Regions from separate parts of the Homo sapiens genome. Here region 2 is linked to region 1. Evidence: read pairs that join two places in POLR2A ChIA-PET (ENCODE). Cell type or tissue: MCF 10A. All regions are shown on one strand.

The links. Peaks named below come from ENCODE experiments on the same cell type or tissue, not always from the same donor. Only the 100,000 strongest peaks of a DNase experiment are listed, where the experiment ranks them.
Region 2: POLR2A ChIA-PET joins it to region 1 with 5 read pairs; 1 of 35 experiments calls an interaction of 5 or more read pairs at or near these places.

The regions. Positions count from the first base shown.
Region 1 is chr1:46,756,358-46,758,857 of GRCh38, reverse strand. No RefSeq gene overlaps it. Among named protein-coding and RNA genes, the nearest start is that of EFCAB14, 38 kb to the right of the region's middle. In MCF 10A, no CTCF peak of the experiment used is centred here; DNase peaks (open chromatin) are centred at 1,057 and 1,457.
Region 2 is chr1:47,324,594-47,327,093 of GRCh38, reverse strand. No RefSeq gene overlaps it. Among named protein-coding and RNA genes, the nearest start is that of CMPK1, 7.9 kb to the left of the region's middle. In MCF 10A, no CTCF peak of the experiment used is centred here; a DNase peak (open chromatin) is centred at 1,373.

The DNA of each region.
Region 1 (2,500 bases):
TTAATTTATTTAATTTATCTAATTAAATAAACTTTAACTTTAGACTTTGTTATCTGAGGTATGCATGTTAAAACTCCTAAGTAGCCACTTGAAAATATGATTTTGAAACTTTCAAACTTGTAGGTATTAGATGGATTGAGAAAATATTTCAATCACTCTAAAAGAAAGCAAGGAAAGTAAGAAAAAGAAACACAGAAAGGTGGGGCAAATAGTACAAAATAAAATGGAAGAAAGATGATAGGACCCCTGGCGAAGGGAGTGGAGGGTAAGGGGGCAATGTTGGACTCAGCTGAGTAAGGGGAGAGTAGCGGAAGGGCTACAGATGCATACAATCATGGTGTGTCAGCCCACCCCCATTAATCTTCAAGAGCCTCCCACCAATGCATTCCTCAGATATACAATTTAAGAAAAGCATAGTACTTGCTATAAAAATGCAGAAAACAAGTGCTCTAGGTACTCCCCACCCCACTCCCAAAACATACCACTCATTCCAACCAGGGTTCTTGTGAATATTAAATGCTATCATCTAATTTGCAAGTGCATAGATAGAAGGTGCTCTGGACATGTTAGTGGAAATTCCATTGGGTTTCCCCTGAACTACAAGACAGAGCTCAGCCAACTGTAGGGATTCATCAAAAATGTAACAGGCTTGGTATCAGATGCAATGAAAGAAAAATGTCAACATGCCACACTGCCTGGAGACACAGAAGGGACAAGAGAACAGGAGCTAGCAGTTTAAAAACTCTCAGCATGCCATGGCCATTACACAACCAACCTGCCAAGGAGGTATCTCTGAGCTATGAGTGAGCTCCCCACTATCTCATAGCAAGCAGGGGCTGGGGCTCCCATCAGTAGGGGAGAGGAAGGTAACTAAGTCAATGCTTTCAGAAGCTCCTTCCTCTCTAGTTCAGGGAACAGGACTCACTTTTGAGCCAGATGGTGGCAGGTGACCCAATCTCCCGCAAGGACAACCAAGAATTGCTGGCACAGGTGCAGGTCGGGGCAGGTAATCAAATTAACAGAGCTCAGGTTACAGTAATACCATCCTGTGGGTTCTGCCCCTGCCCTTTGGCAGCTCAGGTGATTAGCACTCAGGCTTAGGATGAATTTCAAAAATGCGAAGGCTTGCTAAGTACCTTTGTCTCCCTGTTTGGTCTCCCACCCTGCCCTGGGAACAGCTCTGTTTTTGTGGTCAGGAAACACTGCCTGGCCCTCAGGCTTGGTGGTAGAAGCTGAGCACCTTTAGAAAAAGAGCTGTGCTCAGAACCTTGTTTGCTCTGACAAACTGCTTAATTGTATTAAGCAGTTGTTTTCACTTAACATCCTGTTAAGCAGGAGGAGTGGGGCTGTTTTGGCGACCTGGGTCAGAACCACACCAGCAGAATGACTCTGGGGCCAGAAATTAGAAAACAGTGGATGGAGGAGTGAGTGGATAGAAGAGTGAGTGGGAGGTAAGGAATGTGAACAGTGGTAAGTATTGCAGGATCTGGCCAGCAGCCCGCAATGCAATGGGGCTCTCTTTGTTCCCAGGTGATTGGCAGGTGGAGAAATAATAGACACACACAAAATAGTGAAAGCTGGGTCCAGGGGAGTCACCGCCTTCTGGTCCCTTGGTGCCACCAATGCACTGGATATACCAGCATTTATTATTAAGTTTAGTGAGGGTGGGGGTAGGTTAGTGAGGGATTTAGGGTCATTTGATTATGAGGTGAGATGGTCACATGGGGATGAAGTAATTTTTTAACATAACATCTGTATGCAGAAGTACATTATACAGAGATAAGAATTTACAATATAGTGTGTGCATCAGTAATTTCTAGCAGAGCCTTAAAACAGAAACACAGGCTTTCCATAACCTATGATTAGCAAGATATTAATCAGCAGTAACAGTTGCAGCAAAAGCTGGTTACAAACAATCCATAGAAACAGGACGTCAAGCTAGACAACCGGTTAGACCAGAAATTCTCAGAAGGGAGTATGCCTTAACCCTAAAGAGGCCTAGAAGAGCCGTGGCAAGATGAGGGCATTTATAGCCCTATCTTATCCATATGGACAGGCGCCCCTCATGCGTCCATTTATACGCTCTCCACCAGGGTGGCATTCCATTCCCAGAGCTATGAACATCTGCTTTTCTGGGATAGGAGTCTTGGTGATGTGAAACCTCCCTGACTGCACGTCCATTCATAGGCTCTCTGCAGGGGGAAGCACATCACGCACTGTTGGCTCATTCTGGCAGTCCAAGCTGGCATTGTCTTTACACAATCCTGCATGCAATTTTGTATTTACAATAATCAGGAGCATTTCATCTTTTATTCCGTAGCAATAGTTTCAGGGGGTCTCCCTACAGGTAAGGAATGTGAGTAGGAGGTAAGGAATGTGAACATCAACAACAAACTCTTCTGAGTATGGCTGTGAAGGGGAGTAACAGAGGAGCATCAAGGGTCCAGGGAAGGCTTCCCTACTTTAAAAATGGAGAGACCTGAGCATTTTTACATGCCAA
Region 2 (2,500 bases), 570 kb before region 1:
GCGCCTGTAATCCCAGCGACTCGGGAGGCTAAGGCAGGAGAATCGCCTGAACCTGGGAGATGGAGGTTGCGGTGAGCCAAGATCGCGCCATGACACTTCAGCGTGGGCAACAAGAGTGGAACTCCGTCTCAAAAAAAAAAAATCAACAACAAAAAAACCCCACAAGGCAATAGATGACAAAGTCAAATTCAAATTCAGCATGTATGACTTTAAAATGTGCATTTCTATACAACACTGACTCCATGAAAAGTTCCATACTCACAAAAATCCCGTCAAAATATGTTATGTTACAGACCAGAAGACTGATCTCAGAAAGATGTATAGCAAGAGCTATCCTTAAAACCCACCCTTACCCATAGATGTTTATCATTGAGTACATTAGGTCTTTTCACATACATTCAGTACCTGCATACTATTCCCAGGGTATATCTATGTTCCTAGCACCCTTTGTAGGGGATTAGGAAATAAGCTTTGTCACCATTCATCAATCCTATTTATCATAATTGCCTCTTAGAGATAGATATCTGTTCCCATACTTTCATTTTCCCAGACTTGACTACTCCCCTTTGCTGCCTATGTTATATTCATGTTTCAGAATTCAGCTTGAGCCTGGGCAATCTAGTGAGACCCTGTCTTTAGAAAAAATTAGAAAAATTAGACAGATGTGATCCCAGCTACTCAGGAAGCTGAGGCAGGAGGATTGCTTGAGCCCGGGAGGTTGAGGCTGCAGTGAGCAGTGATCATGCCACTCCAGCGTGGATGACAGAGTGAGACCTTGTCTCAAAAAAAAAAAGAAAAGAAAAAAAGTTGGGCATGGTGGCTCATGTCTGTAATCCCAGTACTTTAGGAGGCCAAGGCAGGAGGATCACTTGAGCTCAGGTGTTCAAGACAAGCCTGGGCAAGATGGTGAGACCCCATCTCTTTTGAAAAATTGATTGATTGAGACAGAATCTGGCTCTGTCGCCCAGACTGGAGTATAGTGGCACGATCTCGGCTCACTGCAACCTCCGCCCCCTGGGTTCAAGCAATTCTCCTGCCTCAGCTTCCTAAGTAGCTGAGATTACAGGCACACGCCGTTGCACTCCAGCCTGGGCAACAAGAGCGAAACTCCGTCTCAAAAAAAAAAAAAAAAAAAACAACCTCCCAAGACTGGGTTAGGTGTACCTCTTTTGTGCTTCTACCCTCCCCCATCACGTCCCTTGTTATTTCTGTTGTAGGCCTATGTTGTTATGGGTATCTCCACACTAGATTTAGAGCTCTATGAAGGAAGGGACTCTGTCTGATTACTCTTTGTACAGCATTGAACTAAGAGCATGACCGTGTGTTATTGTTACATGATTCACTCTCTTAAGCAAGCAGGTGCATGCTTTGTCTTCAGGCCTTCATAGCTGTCTATTATATTGTAATCTATTTCCTGGAGTGATGCTTAGTACATTGCATAACCTGATACTTAATAGAGTTTCTAAAATGAAGGTCCCTGCTACTCAGATTTGCTTGGTTATTGTTGTGAGGCTTTATCAAAGGACCTGTTCTCAAAGATTCTGAACATTAGTTCAGGGAAACATAGTATTTTTTTTTTTTTTTTGGAGACACAGTCTCGCTCTGTCACCTAGGCTGGAATACAATGGCACAATCTCGGCTCACTGTAACCTCCGTCTCCCGGGTTCAAACAATTCTCCTGCCTCAGCCTCCCCAGTAGCTGGGGCTACAGGTCACACCACCACACCCAGCTAATTTTTTGTGTTTTAGTAGAGATGGGGTTTTACCATGTTGGCCAGGCTGGTCCCAAACTCCTGACTTCAGGTGATCCGCCCACCTCGGCCTCCCAGTGCTGGGATTACAGGTGTGAGCCACCACGTCTGGCCCACATCACATCACTTTGGGAGGCCGAGGTGGGTGGATCACCTGAGGTCAGGAGTTCGAGACCAGCCTGGCCAACATGGTGAAACCCCATCTCTACTAAAAATACAAACATTAACTGGCAGTGGTGGTACACACCTGTAATCTCAGCCACTTGGGAGGCTGAGGCAGGAGAATCGCTTGAACCCGGGAGGTGGAGGTTGCAGTGAGATGAGATCATGCCACTGCACTCTAGCCTGGGTGACAAAGTGAGACTCCATCTCTGAGCCACCACGCCCAGCCCATCTCAAAAAAAAAAAAATGTGATGTGACAAATCTGGCAGCAGACAATATGACTGCTCTCCTGGGAGTGACTTTGTCAGCTGAGCTTAGCTTCATACTGCAGAACTGCAGGCAGACCAGTGAAGGGAGACTGACTGTCTTTAGCTGAATTTACAGCATCTTTGCTAACTTTACAAGCTTAGGTAGGTTGGTTATACCTGCAATTTCTTTGTCTGCAAAATCAGGATGATGGTACATTAGCTCAGTTTAGCAAATACTTTTAGAGAATTTACCAGTATGTGATATTTGATCATTGTATTCATTCCAAATAATCCAAACTTTAAAAAATAAGTAAAATAAGTCAACATGACTTGAGACA